Linked DNA regions of Homo sapiens: region 2 is linked to region 1. Evidence: chromatin loops called from intact Hi-C (ENCODE). Cell type or tissue: heart left ventricle. All regions are shown on one strand. Links, peaks and the distances in the headings refer to the core of each region. The heading gives the core; the rest is flanking DNA.

The links. Peaks named below come from ENCODE experiments on the same cell type or tissue, not always from the same donor. Only the 100,000 strongest peaks of a DNase experiment are listed, where the experiment ranks them.
Region 2: a loop joins it to region 1, with 2.2 times the contacts of the local background. A loop is called at or near these places in 24 of 110 quality-filtered maps.

Annotation. Positions count from the first base shown.
Region 1 is chr12:124,510,613-124,526,723 of GRCh38, reverse strand. The region is part of intron 2 of NCOR2 (nuclear receptor corepressor 2); the gene reads left to right. LOC105370047 (a long non-coding RNA gene) reads right to left here and starts at 13,502. Exons shown (of 3, transcript NR_188646.1): 1 at 13,027-13,502; 2 at 10,783-10,881; 3 at 9,926-10,261. RefSeq lists enhancers at 5,159-5,711, 13,387-13,681, 13,324-13,872, 13,873-14,421. In heart left ventricle, for the core only: no CTCF peak of the experiment used is centred there; DNase peaks (open chromatin) are centred at 7,173, 8,033, 8,343, 9,233 and 2 weaker places; H3K4me3 peaks cover 1,965 bases; H3K27ac peaks cover 2,500 bases.
Region 2 is chr12:124,452,495-124,454,994 of GRCh38, reverse strand. All of the region lies in intron 8 of NCOR2 (nuclear receptor corepressor 2), which reads left to right. Among named protein-coding and RNA genes, the nearest start is that of NCOR2, 110 kb to the left of the region's middle. RefSeq lists enhancers at 1,736-1,795, 1,195-2,033. In heart left ventricle, for the core only: a CTCF peak has its summit at 1,411 (motif pointing left); DNase peaks (open chromatin) are centred at 917 and 1,354; H3K4me3 peaks cover 353 bases; H3K27ac peaks cover 2,401 bases.

The DNA.
Region 1 (16,111 bases), core at 6,765-9,264:
GTGTGCACCCCAGGCTGGCTTTGCTGGGGTTCTTGCTGTGGCTGATTGGTTAGCGTCCTGTCTGTCCGCGGGGGAGAGGAGACCAGCTGCCCCACCTCGTGGTTTCTCCTCAGGACCTGAGCATGTGCTGGGCATGGACAGAGGATGGGGGTGGCTGGGGGCAGTCTTGTCCTCGTTCGCTGTCCATGCAGCTCCAGGGTGCCCAGCCACAGCCCACACCTGTTCCCTCCATGGTGCCTCTCCATATCTCCAGACTCCAGGTCCTGTACGAGGCAGTGGGGCCTGAACCCTTGGGATGTCTGGGCCTCTACTGGGGGCCCAGGGAGGGAACACCCTTTACTTTACAGGGTGTACTTGTGCAGCCGGACAGGGCCTGCGTTGCTGGGCCGTGGCTTGGATGGGAGTGGGGGTTCACACATTCCCCTGGTGCTGACTTCAGGCTTGCGGGGTTTGGGGCTCTCCCTGCCCCTCACTGTCACCTGGGGTGGAGAGAGGAGTTGAGGAAAGACCCACATGAAGAATTGTGTGTGTCCATGGTGTTCCTGGGGGTTGGAGCAATCCAAGGAGGCTGCCTGGAGGAGCTGGAACACTCACATTGAATAATCATAAGCCCATCTTGGAGGGACTAATGTGTGTACATGCTTCAAACAGGACCTGGCACAGAGCAAATACCATATTTACCATAAAAGCTAACATTTCCTGATCCTTTTCTTGCCTCAGTGCTGTGTGTGAGTTGCCAGTATTATTATTATTAACATTAACTACAATTTCTAACGTGCACCCCATACATACACGCATGTACTCTTTGCAGCAGCCTTAGAAAGTAGGTGCTATTATGATCAGCCCTGTTTTCTAGTTAAGGGGATTGAGGGCAGAGAGAGGTTAGGGGACTTGTCCAAGGTCGCCCAGTTGGCAGAGCTAGGATGTGAACCCAGAACGCCTGACTCCACGGCAGCTGCTTTTCATCGTGTGGATGGTGCAGGTGCCACCTGCAGCCCTCCCTCTGCCCCGTGGGTACGCCGATCACTGCCGCAGCCAGCCTGGATCTCTTGGCAGGGCCATGCCAGCTGTGGGACAGCCTCCATGTGCCACGTAGGGCCCTCAGGCACGCAGCAGCTGCTCTGGGCAGTGTGGGATGGTCAGGACGTGGGACATCTGCTTCCTGCCTCCCTGCAGCCAGATTGGTGTCCCCACGGCCTCCTCCTGGTTGAGGGGATGGCAAACAGCAAACAAGATGCGGCGCTTTGCCTTATGGATCACACAGGCTGATGGGGAGATGGGCAGTGCCAAAAAACAAACACGATTTTGCAAGGCAAGAAAATGCTGCCTGTGAAATAATACAGGGTGGGGAGGTAGGGATGACTTCAGTTTCGGGGGACTCATTTTAGGTAAGAATTCCAGGGTAGCTTCTGAGGAGGTGGCATCTGAGCTGGGCCCTGGACAATAAGGAGGCACCCACTATGTGAAAGGAAGGGGGATGAGGGAACAGCAGGCGCGAAGGCCCTCCGGCCACCATGTTTCAGGCATGCTGATTGGGGTTCTGTGCCTCAGTTTCCCACTCTGTAATGGCTGGAGCAGAGCAGGGGGGCCCCAGGAGGGCTTTCCTGGATCTGAGACTGTCCTGCAGACCTCCAGGGCTGGGCTGTTTTTCACATTTAAGGCAGAAGTCAAATTTAATGACTTTTGCCTTTCCCTTTTGTTCTTTTGCTCCATAGTTAATTTCCATGTATTTACATGGTTTTAATTTACATGTATTGGGCACGTGGCATGTTCCGGACTCATGTACGTCACTGGGATGAGAATGGTGGAGAAGTTGGACATTGCCTGTGCCTTCGAGTTTAGTATCCAGAGGGGGAGTGTCAGTTAAACAAGCAAGTGCTATCGCGGGTGGTGAGGGTTGTGAGGACGAGGTTCAGGCATTCACCTGGGTGAGGCAAGAGCTGAATTAGTCTTCCATCAGGCCAGGCGTCCAGGGACGAGTCATTCAAGGGGAGACCTGGGGGTGATTAGTTAGGGGCAGTTAGTTAGGGCTCCTGAGTTGTGGCAGAGACACACTCGAGCCGAGTTAGGCTATGACGGGGAGTTGATGGGTCCTCAGAGTGGCCAGGGTAGGACACGTTCAGGCACGGCTGGATCTAGGTGCTCAAACAATGCCTCTGGGAGCTGGCTTTGCCTCAGCTGTGCCTCCTTCCATGCGGGCCTTGTTCTCAGACAGGCTCATGCCACCAGCCCAGCCCAGCCAGCCAAGGAGAAGGAGAGTCACCTGGCATCCCAGGAGGGACACTCCTTTCTCTTGTTTGAGTGAGGTCCTCGACATTTGTTTCACTGTTTGCAACAGCAAGAGGAGGTGGCCAAAGAAGGGATAAGGGGATGTCCCAAACTCAGACACAGGGAGGAAAGGAGTGAGTGAGTCAGTGCAGGTCAAAGGGGAGGAGTGGGGATTGTGGCTAACTGGCATGCTGGGTATTCTGATGGTTTTCCAAGAGAAGCTGGAAATCTGGATTTTATAAGGAATGGCCTAGTTTTTAAAAAACATTGAATGGGCCAGAACAAGTTTTCTTCATGGCCACAACTGGCTGTCACCATTTTATAGCCTCTTCTTAGCAGTGACTTTTAAAGTATTTTGTCCCCACTGTGATCTGGGTAGAATGTCCCATGGGCTGTTCCAGAAGGTCTCAAGTCTTGGGAAGTCACGTCTGACACCATTGGAGATGCCATTTCTGAAAGTCAAGGCCCACGGCCACAGCAGTTTCTCAGAGAACAATACCATGTCTCCAGTGGGGCCTGACATTCTTGGAGACAGTATAGTCTAGTGGTTAGTGTCGTAGATGCGGGTTTCACACTTGCTGAGTTCAAAACCGACATTGCCACTTCCCAGCCCCGTCCCCTTGGGCAAGTCACTTCACTGCTCTCTGCCTCAGTTTCCCAGTATGTATTAATGGAATGGGTATGACAGCACCCCATAGGATTGTTGTAAGGCAAGCTTGTCCAACCTGCGGCTCAGGACGGTTTTAAATGCAGCCCAACACAAATTTGTAAACTTTCTTAAAACAGATTGTTTTTCGGTTTTTTGTTTTTTTTTTTTTTAGTTCATCAGCTATGGTTAGTGTTAGTGTTATGTGTGATCCGAGACAGTTCTTTTAGTGTGGCCCAGTGAAGCCAAAAGACTGGACACGCCGGTTGTAAGGCACAGTGGAGGCCGCGTGAAGCCCACTGACCCTGGCACACTGAGAGCTTGGGTGATGCTGGCCGGCGTGATGTGTCCTTCCCGGGTTAGGTCCCTGGGATCCAGCTGGCTGGCGTGGAGCATTCCTGGGCACTCCTCTTTCCTCTGCCGCTGCCCCTGCCACCGGGGTGTGGGTTCCCAGGAGCCCCAGAACAGGCAGCCACCTGCCCCCTGCCCCCAGCCGTCCTTGCCAGTTGCTGGGTGCCCATGGTATTCTGGCGTGCCGGATGGTGCTGCAGTTGGAAGTGAGTCTTGAGTGAGCAATTAACTCTGCCAGCTGCCAGCTCACAGCTGCTGTGGGTGGGGGCGGCCCCTTTTAAAAATAAAAACAACATGCAGAAAAACAGCCCTGGAGTACCGTTGGCTTCCCTTAGCCAACGTGGTCAGGGCTTCATTTTGATGCTTTTGTGGAGAAGAATCCCGGGCCTGGATGGGGAAATAGGATGCATTTTGGTCTGGGGAGTGTCTTTATTTAGGGGCAGAGGTGATGGCCTGTGTCTGGCCTCCCCATCCAGGAGGCAGGCCCCTTTCCTCAAGCTGCCCACGAGTGGCTGGCTCATGGATGCCTGCCACAGGGAAGGGGATTTGGGTTCCTTGGGGCCAGTTTTTAGCAGGCTCAGGCCGGAGAGGGTGGCTGTGGGATCTCTCAGGTCTGTTTCCAGCTCTGTCGGCTATAGGGGGGCCCTGGGGCCATCCCGGAGATCCCTGGAGCTCTCCTCTGCAGCTTCCAGCCAGTTTTCTGGAACTAGCGGGAAAGGAAAGGGGCACCAAAGGTGTTTCCGGGCATGCGACTGCTGCCACTTTGAGGTCTTGGCTTTGGTAGTGGGTTGAGTCATGGCCCATGAAACATAGGTACACTTGGAAACTGTGAATATGACCTTGGCCTTATTTGGACCACAGGTCTTCGCAGATGTCACTAAGGTAAGGGTCTCAAGATGGGATCATCCTGGAATAGGATGGGCCCTAAATCCAATGACAAGTGTTCTAAGAGAAGACACACAGCAGAGAAGTCCACGTGAAGACGGAAGGAACGCCAGGAGCCACTGGGAACTGGAAGACACAGAGAAGGCTCCCCCTGCAGAGTCTTTGGAGGGTGTGTGGCCCTGGTGACACCTTGAGCTTGGATTTCTGGCCTCCAGAACTGTGAGAGGATAGGTCGCTGGTTTCAGCCACCCAATTTGTAATAATTTGTTATAGCAGCCACAGGAAACGAATACAGTTGTGAACTTTATTTTAATCACTCATGTATTTTAAAATTAAAATGTAAAATGTAATTTTGTCTTGTTCACTGCCATATTTCCAGTGCTCAGCACATACAGTAGGGGCTCAGCAGATGCTTCTCGAATGTCTGATAGCTCCAGGCCTGGGTGAGGAACTCCTACCTGCTGGGAGTTGGACCCAGCTTTCAGGAAGTCGGTAAACTGGGCTGGAGTGGTGTGCATTCAGCAACACCATCTTTTTGTTTATTTATTTGTTTATTTGAGATGCGGCCTTGCTCTGTTGCCCAGGCTGGAGTGCAGTGGCATGATCTTGGCTCACTGCAGCCTCTGCCTCCTGGTTCAAGCAATTCTCTTACCTCAGCCTCCTGAGTAGCTGGAATTACGGGTATGCGCCACCACACCTGACTGAATTTTGTATTTTTAGTAGAGATGGGGTTTTGCCATGATAGCCAGGCTGGTCTTGAGCTCCTGGCCTCAAGCGATCCACTGCGCCCGGCCTATTTATTTTCAGTTGAGGTGAAATTCACATCACATATAATTTACCATTTTAACATGAACAGTTCATGAGTTCTTAGTACAATCACAATGTTGAGCACCCACCCCTTCTATCCAAAAAATGTCCTCATCACCCCAAAAGGAACCCTGTACCGGTGGGGTCACTTCACGTTGCCGCCTCCCGCAGCCCCTGGCAGCTACCAATCTGCCTTCTGCCTCTGTGGACTTACCTATTTTGGGTATTTCTCCTGGACGGAATCATGCACTGTGGGTTTTGGCTTCTTTCACTCCGCACAATGTGTTTGAGGTTGATCCGTGTTGAATGGTGTGAGTCCTTCATTCCTTTATATGGCGGAATTCCATTGTGTGGCATACATCAATAGAACCATTTGATATCTAAGTGGCTTTTCAGATGAGGAAACTGAGGCTGCCCAGGTCACGGAGCCCTGGGGCCCGGGATTGAGGAGGTGCAGATAGCCAGACGTGTCTGGCTCACGGTGCTGTCTCTTTCTCCTGCCCCCACCCTGCTCCACTCGTATCTGTGCCTGGCCAGGAAGCAGCAGTGTGTGGGGAGGAAGTGAGTGGGGGTCTCTTCCAGCTGGAGCCGGATGCTGAAGCGTAGCTGCGGCTGTGGGTCTGGATCTGGTCCTCAGAGTTCTGGCCCCCACCTCCCCCCTGGGCCCCACACATGTAGTTTCTGTTGACCTGGGTTGCGAGAGAGGCAGCAGGCAGGAGCTCCCCCATTCGCCAGCTGAGCCTTCTGATGCCTCGAGAGGCTGGGGGCCTTGCCTGGGGCCACTCAGCTTAAGGTCCCCCTGCCCCTTTCCAGACCCCCTTTGGCCCACTGTCCTGGCCCCTGTGGCCTGCGGTGAATCATATTCTGGGGGGTCTTCACCGATCTTTCCCACCGTCAAAGCTCTGCTCAGCAGACGGGCTCCAGGAAGCGGCCTGTCGGCAGATTTTGGCCAGGGGATGCTTTTTCGAAGTATGGAGGGGTGGTCGCCGTCGAAGGCTTGCGTGATGGGGAGTTCTTTTGCTGAGCAGATAACCAGACACTGGCTTATTCTGAATATGAGTTTGGTTTTGGCCACAGGCTCTGTCTGGGGGCTGCTGCCTGTGGCTGTTTCTGGTGTTTGATGATTTGTGGTCTTCATTAAGTCACTCAACAAACAATTTGCTGCGGAGTGTCTGGCGGGGAAGACACAGGAAGCAGAACGAGTGGCCGTGAAGAGACATGCCCAGTGTCAAACCTGCCCATAGCACACAGTCGCTCTGAGGGGGTGGGAGGAGTTACCGTGGATTCCAGGGCCAGCCTTTGGCGAAGGTCTGGATGCAGGTCTGTGTCCAAAACAAACAAAAATGAACAGAAGGAGGTGGTGAGGCCTGACTCGGCCGCTCTCAGGCACCGCTTCCTGGTGGTGTTTGCATGGGGCCAGTTTGGCCTGGGTGTCATGGTCCCGCCTGGTCTTGGCGACGGTCTGGGCGGGAAGATGGTGCTGGATCTTTGGGCTAAAAATATGCCCGTGCCTTCCTGTGCCTCAGTTTCCCTACCTATAAAAGAAGGCGTAAGAGTAGCAGAATCCCACCTTTGGCTTTGGGGCAGGTCTACGGAAACCCCCCAGGGGTGTTTCCTGGGGAAGGCTAGAGGGCCAGCTGTTCACAGGAGACATCTGGCTTCCAGGGGCCTCCGCAGCCACTATGCTCATCCCCTCGTGGCCAGTCTGGGCCCCCTGCCAGTCCAGTGGCCACGGGCCCCTGTCACAGGCAAATCTGGTCTTAGTCCTGAAACCCTCCTGTGACTCCTTGTGGCTGAATTACCACGTGGATAGCGGAGACAAGCCAGGCTTGCCCAGTTCAAGTCCCAGCTCAGCCACTAGCTGTTGACCTTGGGCAAGTCACCTACCCTCTCTGGGCCAGCCTCCTGCTCTGTCTGTGTGTGGCGGCTCAGGGGCATACCTGCCTATGCCGCGGTGGTGTGAGGCCAGCTGGTGAACCAGGGGACCCGCTTAGCACAGTGCTGGGCACACAGTCCGAGCTGCTGGGCTCGGTGTGTGTGGCCACTGTTATTGTTATTAATATTATTACTCTCAAGATGCTCCTGAGAGTAAAAAGGATGACAATGTTATTGCTGGAGTTGAAGGCCAGGCCCAGAGTCCATCTGACCACTTCCCCTCCACTCCTATTAGCTCCCTGACCTCATCGTCAAACTCTCCCCGCCTCGCCCCTGCGCCCCGGCCACACCAGCCTTCTCTCTGCTTTGACAACACACCCGCGTGGTCCAGCCTCCAGACCTTCACATCTGCCATGCTTCTGCCAGGGGTGCCTTCCTCACATCTGCACCCCCAGACCCTTGTCATCATGTGGGCTGCTGTCCAGGGACACATTCTTAGGCCCAACTCTTGGCTGCTAGGGGCAGGGAAGTGAATCTGGAGACCCTGGTGGAGCCTCCTCTGCCTCCTGGGAGCTCCAGCAGCTTCCTCTGGCGCCTCATCTCTGCTTTCCAGAGCACTTGGAGAAGCAGAGCTCAGCCTGCCCCTTCTACGGATGGAAAGTTGACACCCAGAGAAGCTCAGACTTGTCTCTGAGTCACACAGCTAATTGCAGCCAAGGTTCAGACTCCTGGCTGACTACCAAGCCATCATTGTTGGCCTGTGTGTGTGTGTGTGTGTGTGTGTGTGTGTGTGTGTGTGTGTATTATTTGGCCACGTCTTCTTTTCTAGGCCTGTCACCGAGATGACCCCAGATCAGAATGCCAGTGTGAGGGGGTCACGCTTTCTTTTCCTAGGATTAAAAGGAGGACAGAAATATTTGCAAGGGAGAGCCTGCTCCTCTGGCCATCTGGCCCTCGGGACAGAGGACGGGGGAGGGATGGGCCGAGGCCTGGGTTCGGAACCAGGCCGGAGCCAAGGCGCCAGAGCTACGCTCAGGTTGGAGGTGCAGGTGCGGCTCGAAGCTGGACAGTCCGGGCTGGGAGGAAGCGGGTTAAAGTGGGAGAAGCGGGGCTGGAGCTCTCTTTCGCCTGCCAGCGAGCGAAGAGCCGAGCTATAAAAAGGCCTCACAGTGTTTCAGCTCCCGAGTGTCGGCTGGAAGCCCGCCAGGGTTACCATGGCGATGAGGAATTATTACTTACTGCCAAGGCTGGGAGAAAAAGCTCGTACTTTTGGCTTCCAAACAAGAGGAGTGGACTTATGTAATTCCCTGTGTTTATAGGCCCAGAGTGGCAGAGGCGAGAACGGATCGCTGGAGGCCCGACGTCTCGTTCACGGCCCAGCCGTGGGGTCAGGCGGCCCCGCACTTGTCGCCGGTGGGCCTTGGCCTGCCCGGGTTTGGGGGGCATCGGGCTGGGAGCCTGGGGGGCCTGGCCTGGCCCTGCAGGGCCTCCAGGGCCGGGATGGGAGTCGTAGTCTCGCGGGAAGGTGAGGCCGCCCTCTGGGGCCGCCCCTCTGCGGGTGTCATCCTGGAGGAAGGATGGGTCTGATGTTGGCTGTGGTGTGCCTCCTGGAAGCCGGCAGCACAGCCTGTGTGTGTGGACTCTGCTGGCCCGCTGGCTGGCACTTTTTTTCTTTTTCTTTTTTTTTCTTGTGAGAGAGTTACTTCAAGTTGTGTTTGGAGCTGACGTGAGCGAGGTTGGTCATGTGCTCGGGTAAGAGAAGTCGCCGGGCTTGGAGTGGGCAGGGAGGTGCAGTGTGGCTGGGTCACCCCGGCCGGGGGAGGTGGGCGCAGACTGGGGTGGGGGGCTGTGGCCTGCAGGCTCTATGCAGGGGCGCTGATTGGGGGCCGAGGAATTCATCTGGAAAGAGCCCCAGTTCTGTCGCTGGAGGTGGTGGCCAGGGCTGGGGGCTGAGTGGCCGGCCGCAGGTCAGCCAATGGGGGCAGCTGGACCCTCCCCTGGCAGCGCAGTGTTGTCGGCCCTGAGCTCAGCGGGATGGTGGGCAGGGCTGTCTCATCGGACGAAGTTGCTGCAGTCACGGAAAAGAGCGCTCGGAGGCGCTGGCCGGGCAGGCCGGGGTGAGGCTTCTTGGCCGGCCCGCGTGGGAGGGGACCCGGGTGGGCACTGTGCTCCTCTCCTTGGTGCACATCCGGCGTCCCTGGGGGGGAGCATGGCGAGCCTTGGGGGCTCAGGGGGCTTCTGTTCCCGGAGTTGACTTCAGGAGGGCATGTGATCGTGGGCGCTCCCGAGGCTCTGCCCTGGGGCTCCGCGGTGGGCTCAGGCAGGGGAGAGCCAGGTGCAGGCAGCGCTGCAGCCCGGCCCCGGCGCCCGGCTCCCCACCGAGGTGGCGCTTGGCTCGGTGCCCATGTCTGGTTTGAAATCAGCGCCACCGGCCCAGGCTTGCCCAGGGACTTGGCAGCGAGGAGCCGGGATAAACACTGGAAAGTTGGAAGGGCTTCCCGAGCTCACAAGGAGCCTTTAGTTGCAAACCGGGGGGATGAGGGAGTGATTTGTCCTGAGGTCTGGGTGCGCCGCGGCCATAGGGAGGTGGCGGGAATGGCTCCTGGGGACCTCTGAGCCCAGGCTGGGGAAGGGAGGGGGCTGGGCTTCCAGGCAATGTTGCTCCTTTGCCACAGACCTGGGTTTGAGTCCTGGCTCCGTCCTCTCTATGCTGTGTGACCTTGGGCGTGTTGCCTCCCCTTTGCAGACCTCAGTTTCCTCGTCTGTAAAATGGGGCACAGTGGGGTCTACACAAGCATGGGACTGACGGGAGAAGGAGCTGCAGTTTTAGGGGGAACGCGGGGCAGACTGCCTGGGTTCCTGTCCTGGTTGGACACTTCCTGGCTGTGTGACCTTGGGCAAGTCACTTACTGTCTCTGAGCCTCAGTTTTCCCATCTGGCAAATGGAAGTTGCATCTTTCCCCACCTCATAGGCTGTATGGCTTAAGGGAGTGAATGAAACCTGCCTTCTAGCTCATAATAGGCTCACAGTTGATAATTCACTGGCACTTTGTTTTCTCGATGCTGACAATACCGGCACCTGGTCTGAGGGTGGGGGGCCCCTGGGATTTCAGCATCTCAGGGCGATGGTATTTATGAAGTTGTAGTGGCCGGACTGAGGTTCCAGTCCTGGCTCGACCCCTCAAGGATGGTGTGACCTTGGGCAAGTCCCGGAATCCCACAGAGCCTCAGTTTCCTTGTCCTTTACCACAGTGGTAGCACTGCAGCCTGCCGGTGTGTCTCGGGAGAGCCTGAGAGAAGCCTGAAGGGGCCCGCACAGTGCTGGCCTGGGTGGGCCTCCGTAATTGTAACCACAAGGTTGGATTTAAGTTCGAGTTCCGTCCATTTTTCTTTTCTTCTTTGCAGAGAGCTCTCATGTTTTGTAGAAACCTGGGTCCAGATAATGGGAGGTAGGTCGAGTGGGTGCTTCCCAGGCTCTGCCTTTGTTTGGGATCCCCAGGTCTCCCCCCATGCCTGCCTGTTCTGCCCCGTCTCCCACTCAGCCTGAGCCCCTCCGTGCCAGCCCTGGGCCAGGCACCCCCCACAGTGCCTGGTGTGGCCTGGGGACTGGCGCGGGAGGGCCAGTTCTCCTGCAGAAGGTGGCAGCCGTCCTGTGTTTGTAAGTGACACCGGATGCTGGGCCAGTGACTGGCTCAGGGCCTCCGCTCTTGGGCCAGCAGGAGCCAGTGGGGAGTTCCCCGGGCGTCCAGGCCCCCCGCACCAGCTGCCCGCTGTCTCATTGTCATGGGGCCTCTCCTGGGACCTCGAGAATGGCCTCCGAAGGCGGGGGGGTTCTCATCCATGTCCCCTTGTCACCCCCAGGGCCTTGGTGTCCACTTGGGTTGGCCACAGAGCTGTGTCGTGGCTGCCCCTGACCTTTGCCAAAGTCCTCAGGGACTCGATTTTCCTACCCGGTGGAGAAGAGTCCTGGGTGAGGTTCAGAACAGAAGTCAGCACCAGGGCCTTTGTGACGAGGCAGCTCAGCATGGACTGGTTGTGATCACTGGAGTCTGCACATGTGATAAGAACACATAGAACTAAATACGCGCACACTCACACATGCACACACATACATGCACACTCACGCACACACCCACATGTATACTCACACGCACACTTGTGAACATACACACCATACACACAGTCACACGAACATGCACACGCATACTCGCACACTCACACTCACATGCACACTCACACTCATATGCACACTCACAGTCGTGCACACACACCCATACTCACATGCAGACACCCACACAGATACATGCGCACATGCACACACACACTCACACAAGTGAGTGCATTGGAAACTGCTGCAATCTGCATACGGCTGGCTATATCCATGCTGCCTTCCTAGTTATGATATGGATGATGAATTGTCGTTGTCTCAGGTTTGTCTCAGGATGTTATTCTTGGGGGAGGCTGGGTGAAGGGCACACAGGATCCTGGGATCTTGATTTTTTTTTTTTTTTCCTTTTTTGAAACCGAGTCTCACTCCGTCACCCAGGCTGGAGTGCAGTGCAGTGGCACGATCTCAGCTCACTGCAACCACTGCCTCCTGAGTTCAAGCGATTCTCCTGTCACAGCCTCCCAAGTTGCTGGGACTACAGGCGCATGCCATCAAGCCCAGCTAATGTTTGTATTTTTAGTAGAGGACTCCCCCATGAAGCTGGCCTGTAACTGAGCTTGGTCCCTTGGACATCCCAGGGGGTCCAGGCAGAGTTTGCTTTGTGCCTCAGGATCACAGAGGGCTCCAGAGCATCCCAGGCTGGGGGACACGTGGTGCCTGCAGGGCCTGTGGGGGCCTCATGACTGAGCTGCTGTAAGGGTGTTCCTGTCATCAGAGTGGCGTGGTGGAGGCTTGTGTCCCGTGGGCATGGGTCGTAGCTTAGGGTCTGGAGAGATGGGGGTGGGATAGGGTTTGGGGGCATCCAGCCTCATGAGCCTCTTCTTTGCTGTTCTTTGGGGCCCCTGATCATGGGCCTGCCTCAGGACCTTTGCACTGGCTATAACCTTTTTTTTTTTTTTTTTTTTTGAGACAAAGTCTCACTCCCCCAGGCTGGAGTGCAGAGCTGTGGCCACCTTTCTTTCAGGTTCAAGCGATTCTCCTGCCTCCTGAGTAGCTGGGACTACAGGCGCATACCACCATGCCTAATTTTTGTATTTTGAGTGGAGACAGGGTTTTGCCATGTTAGCCAGGCTGGTCTTGAACTCCTGACCTCAAGTGATCCACCTGCCTCGGCCTCTCAAAGTGCTAGGATTACAGGCATGAGCCACCACACCCGGCCTGGCTGTAACCTCTTCTGGGAACACCCTTTCCTGAGACCTTCAGCCTCCCTGATATAGGCCTCTGCTAATGGCGCCTCCTGAGAGAGGCCTGATGTCAGTTGTGACTCCCTGTGACACCTTCACTACTCCTTGTAACACTGTCACCACCAGGGTCTGCGGTATGCCCATCACCCCTGTCCCCACCTTGTTTTAGTCTATTTGGACTGGGTGGCTCACAAACAATAGAACTTTATTGCTCACAGTTCTGGAGGCTGGATGTCCAAGACCAAGATGCTGGCAGATTTGGTGTCACATGGGACGAGGGCCCGTTTCCTGGTTCATAGATGGTGGCTTCTCCCAGGAAGAGGGGCAGGGCGGCTTTCTGGGGGCACCAATCCCACTCATGACAGCTCATCACCTCCCAGAAGCCCCACGCTCTGACATCATCCCGTGGTGATTAGGTCTCAACATGCAGATTTTGGGGGGACATAAACATTCACACTCCAGCACCCCTCCATCCAGGATTTTGTTCATCTTTGTCACCGCTGTGTCCCCAGCACTGGGTATGTAGCAGGCACTTAGGAGACAGTTGTGCCTGACTCAGTGTCTTCCACGGGGCCTCAGCCTGTCCCCTCCCCATAAATGGGGCCTCTCTGGTGAAGGAGGCCCTGCATTTTGGGGATGATTTGGAAAACCAGGAAAAGTTCTCATGCTTTTTCTCTGACTGCCACTGGGGTACCCACCAAGCATCCCAAGAGAGCTACCCCTCCTAGATACAGTCATGAGAAGGAACCCAGGGATGCTGTAGGTACGGGGAGTGGGGGAGGGGTGGTGACAGCCTCAGCCTTGTGTGTTGAGGACCAAGGCGAGGTGAGCATTCCACATACCTTAGTTCATTGTGTCCTTCCCATAGCCTTGTAAAGTCGGCACAGAGTCACCCTCTCCTGATAAGGCACAGAGAGGGTAGGCAGCTTGCTCAAAGACACACAGCTGCAGGCCTGCAGTATTACCAACTGAATGGCATTTCCAAGGCAGTTGCTTCTTTGCTCAAGGTCATGCTTAGCATGTTAAGGGGATCATCCTGTTTCATCCCCAAAAGTCCCTCTACTATCCCTATCTTCCGAGGCGGGTCCTGTTTTCTGGGGATCTGGCTCAGAACTGGCAGGGGCCCGTTTCCCAGGCTGAGAGAGTGCGCCTCATTTAGCCCAGAGCAGAGGCCCAGAGATGCCCACACTTCTGAAGGTTGGGGGTCAGTTTCCAGTGTGGCTTAGAAGTTAGAGGGCAGGAGGGGCACCCCAGAGTGGAGGAACTGCCCTCTTCCTCCGGAGTCGTTCATTTGCATGACAATGAGCCCTTTGTTCCTGAGGCCAGCCTCCTTCCCAGGCTAATAACATAATTCCTGGCCTGTGATGTCATAATGGGCCCTTTCTGTGGCTGGGGTCAGAGGCTGGGTGGGCAGCTGTGTGGGCTGGGCCAGGCCTGCTAATAACCAGGGAGGTGGTGATTGCCAGGGGCCTGTGTGCCAAGCTGCCTCCTTCCAGGGTCTCGCTGAGTCCTCCCGAGAGAGCAGCGGGAGGTGGGATTTGCTCCCCTGTTGACACTGGAGCAAGCTGAGCCTCCAGGAAGCCCTCCCTGGCCCCACCGTTTGTCTGGTCCCCCTCGATGAGCTGCTTCAAGCTTCTTGGCCTGTGGAGTGGGGGTGACTCACTGTCAGTTTGGCCCTCGGCCGAGAGGCGTGGGCGTGAGAGTCCCTTGTTTCCTGTAAACTGGAGGGAGGCCAATACCCAGCGGCTACTGTGTTGGGGCCACTCGGAAAGCCAGGTTCAAACCTTGGCCCCACTTGGTCCCCTGGGCATCGGCTGAACTCCCTGTGCCTCCGTTTCCCCCTCTGCTTCATGGGGTTCCGCTGGGGCTTGGGCTCAGAGCTAGGCAGGGAGTGAGCTTTCAGGAAATGGGCAATGTCAGAAAAGGCGGGGGCTGGTGGAGTGGGGTGAGTGGTGATACCCCCAAGAGTTAGGTCCATGTCCTAGTAACCCAGCCCCTGTCAGAGAGAGACCGTATTTGATAAAAGGGTCTTTGCAGATGTGTTTTGAGATGAGCTCATCCTGGGTTACCCAGGTGGGCCCTGAATCCAAAGACCAGTGTCCTTAGAAGAGACAGAAGAGGAGAGAGCAAGACTACATGAACTACAGGAAGACAAAGGCAGAGATTGGAGGGCTGAAGCCGCAAGCCAAGGAATGCCTGGAGCCACCAGCATCTGGAAGAGGCAGAAAGGAGCCTCCCTTTGAGCTTCTGGAGGGAGTAGGGTCCTGCTGACGCCTTGATTTTGGACTTCCAGGCTCCAGAACTGTTAGAGAATAAATTGCTGTCGTTGGCCGGGCGAGGTGGCTCATGCCTATAGTCCCAGCACTTTGGGAGGCCGAGGTGGGCGCATCACTTGAGCCCAGGATTTCAAGATCAGCCTGGGCAACATGGCGAGACCCTGTCTCTACAAAAAGCACAAAAATTAGCCGGATGTGGTGGCGGCTTGCCTGTAGTCCCACGCTGAGGCAGGAGGATCAATTGAGCCCAGGAGGTCAAGGCTGCAGTAAGCCATGATTGTGCCACTGCACTCCACCCTGGACCACAGAGTGAGACCCTGTCAAAAAATAATAAAAAAATAAAAATAAATCACTGTTGTTTTAAGTTTCCTGGTTTGTGGTCATTTTTATGGCAGCCCTAGGAAATGAACACAGCTGGCGACGCCAGTCTCTGGAGGTGGGGGAACTGGCCCTGGCGGGGGTTGGTACTGTTCCCCACTCCAAGCCTGAGGGTGCAGGACAAGTTTGGGTGGCCGAGAACCCCTTTGTGCCTGGGAGTGCATGAAGCCCCATTCGGGGAGTCTGGACTTTCCAGGAAGGACGCCTTGCTTGAACCTGCCTTTCTTGCCGAGAACCAAATCCACAAGGCCCTAGACCCCACCTGCCGCCTGCTGTTCGCTGTCCCCTCAGACAGCCCTGCTAAGGGGACAGGACCCAGAGGCAGGAGGCTCTCGGATTCTACCCCGGCTTTGCCCCAGGCCCCGGACGCCCTTTCCCCACGCGTCTGGTGACTCCTGCAGAACCCGGGTTGCACTCATCCCCCAGCAAGCCCCAGGTTTGCCGGGTGCCCTTGACAAATGGAGAAACTAGGCCCAGAGAGGGCAGGCTACTTGGCAGAGGCCACACAGCTCCTTAGTGGCACTGACGGCCTTACAGTCTCGCCACGGGGGCTGGCACTGGGGCTTCCAGGAGTGGGGATCAGAGTTCTCGGCCACTTGGAGACCTGGAGTGGAGCCGGCCGGCTGTGTGGACCTGGGGTCAGTTACCTGATATTTGGGACACTCGGCTGCCTTTGATGGACCTGGCCTGGTGTAGGTGGTACCCCGAAATCTGGGCTTTAAGCACACCCTGTCTGTGCTCTCAGCCTCAGTCTCTCTGTTTGCAAACTGGTCTTTGAGCTTCAGCTCCACGTCTGCGATTTTGCTCTTAGCATGTTCATGCATTCAGCAAACATTTATTGAGCACCTGCCATGTGCAGTGTGCTGGGACTCTGGGGGACACAAAGGTGTGACTCTTGCTTCATGGATCTTGTGTTTGGGGCTGTGGGGGGAGAGGAAATGCAGCAGCACAGGTTGGAGTCCAGATTCCGGGTTCTGATGAGGGAGGTCACGGAGCTGGGCCGTGAGGGAGGTGAGGATGTGGCCTTTCGTCTCCTCCTGGGCCCGGGGTGGACAGTGTGCAGCAGGCTCTCAAGTGGACATGGAGATGCCCACAGCCTGTCCGCGGCGGCCCATGGGCACCTCTGGCTGGCAGGACCTGGCCTGGTCTTGTGAGCAGGGACATGGGATGGGAGGGCTGCAAGGCCTGGCTCCAGCCTGGTGGGAGAGACAACAGTCTCCTCTAACCTAAGCAGCAGGCATGGGTATGCTGGTGACAGGGTCCCAGGACACAG
Region 2 (2,500 bases), core at 1-2,500, 65 kb after region 1:
TGGGTCGGTCCTTCGTTCCTTTTTGTGGCTGAATCATATTTCACTGTAGGGGTAGGTCACGTGTTGTTTACCCACTCATCAGTCGGTGGACGTGAGATTGTTTGCATATTTGGGGTATTGTGAATAAAGTTGCTGTGAACATTAGTGTGCCGTTTCCATGTGAACGTACGTCTTCATTTCTCCTGGGTGTGTACCTAGGCGTGGAATTGCTAGATCCTCTGTTAACCCTGTTTAGCCCCTTGAGGAACTGCCCAACTGTTTTCCAAAGTGGCCGAAAAGTGGCCGTACCATTTTACATCTCCACCAGTAAGCTGCCTCTTGCCTCGGTTTCTCCTTTTCTGCCAAATAGGGATGGCAGGGTTGGATGAAGTTCCCAAGCATTTCCAGATTTCCGGGTCCTCCCGCTCCCGTTTCCTGATTGGTCCCCGGGGGCCTCCTGGGGGAAAGGGCCTGTGTCTTAGGGCCCGAGGAACACAGGCGAGGAAGCCCCTGTCCGTGGGAGTCTGTGGGCAGATGGGGGTGGGCAGCTGCTGGTGTCAGAAGCTTTGGAACCAGGGACCCCACAGTGAGTCTTCTCTGGTTCTTTGGAGACAAGGGGACGGGGTTGTCTTCCACTTGGGGATCTCAGAGCAGAGGCTTCCACAAGGCTGATGGCACAGGAGGCTAAGATCTAGTGTTTGGACTCTTGAAGGCCCCTGGCTTGGTGCCAGTCAGTGGGGACAGGGAGGACGCCTCACAGAGCTGTTGCCGTCCCATTTTCTGGATGAGGCTCAGTGAGAGGAGTGCCTTGTGCCGGGCCACACAGCAAGAGATGAGGCGTGGAGGTGTGCTGAGCCCCTGGGAGAGCGGCCGGCCAGTTCTGCACAGATCTGCCAGGCCCGAGTGGCCACAGGCATCCTCCAAGCAGAGGCAGCTGCATGGTGCACCCTCTGCAGGGTCCTGTCTACCAACTGGGTGCCAGAAGCCCGGGCCAGGGACGGCCTGAGGTGCTGTGGGTCACAGAGTCCAGTTCCCAGGGTGTCTTCCATCAGAAGCTGCAGTTCCAACGCCCCTCCCCTCGGCAGGGACGGATCCCTGTGGCCTTCCTGGAGGAATTTGCATTGGAAAGGATGAAAATAGCACCAGAGGTGCTAACCAGGGGTCGGGGGCACTGAGATGGTGGGGCACGGCCCCTCCAGCCCAGCTGTGGGGACTGGACCAGGCTGGGAGCGGGCGCAGTGGTGGAGGGCGTGCCCAGCAGCCCCGACCTCTCTGCCGCTTTGAGTCATTGCTTCCTTCCTGTTCCAAGGCGTTATTTTAAGAAGCTGGTGTCACCAGCGGGTTGAGGGCTGGGGCTGTCACTTCATTTATTGCCAGCTCAGGCCGCCTGGGACTCTGGCTCTTCCTGGTGGCCCTGCTGGCTGGCTCAAAGCCCGAGGGGGGCCGCCTCCTCCCTGGCCCCTGCTGGCTTTCTTAGTCACCACCATGCCTCATCTCTGCCTGCGCCCTGCGTCTGGCACCTGCTCCCCTTTGCCCTCTTTCTGCCCTCTGAGTGGCTGTGCCTCTGATTTTAGAGGAGACGGAGGCTGAGCAAGAGAGAGCTGGACCTTGGGGCCTCCTGGGTGCCGCCCCTACCACCCCAGGCTCCACACGCATCTAGGCCTCGATTCCCTCACTGGCGTGAGTCCCCCCAGGGGTCATTTCTCCCGGGAGGATAAGGCCTGGGGGTGAGGGACAGGGGCCAGCCATGCCCCCCAGCCTGTGTGGCTGTGGAGGTGCCTCATGGCCCCATGTGGGGACCCCGGCTAGCCTGGGCTGGGAGCCGCCAGGCCTTTGTGCAGCCCTCTCTGCAGAGGATGAGGGGGATGTTGGGGAGTCCCCTCGGGCCCTGCGTCCCCTCAGCAATGCACCTGCCAGGACATGTCACTGTCCCTCCCTCCCCCCACTCCCTTCTGGGCTTTCCAAGATGGCTGTCCTCAGCCTGTTGCCATGGCGGTGCACGGCATTCCAGGCAGCTCTGGGCCCAGAGCCTCCCCTGGGCTCCTGGGGTTCAGGGGCCTCGGGGAGTGGCTGGTGAGTGCCTCCCAGGGGGGCAGTTCCTGTTTAGAGGCCGCAGCACCCCACAGTATCCTCAGTCCTTCGGGGCCTTCGCCTTGTGGGCCCCTCACCGATGGCCGCCTTGAGAAGCAGGGGCTGTGTCCCTATCTACAGGGCAGGGGAGGAGGCCACCAAGTGGAAGTGGCCTTCCTCCCCTGTGGCTTTGGTGGGTTGGAGGCTGACCGGGCTCTTGCTGCCCCCGGGAGCCGGTCCTGCATTTCTGCACCCGCCCTGTGCCGCAGAAGCACTGTCCCCTCTGCCCACCTCGCCCTCCCAGGGCTGCGTGCTGTGGGCTTCCAGCCCCTTTCTGGCCCCCTTCGGCTGTTTGCTATCTTTAAAACCAAAACAAGACAAACACCAAATTTCACCAAGTCTGAAATTTTCTGGGCTATCCAAAATTTCCGTGAAGTAGGTCCTCTTTGAC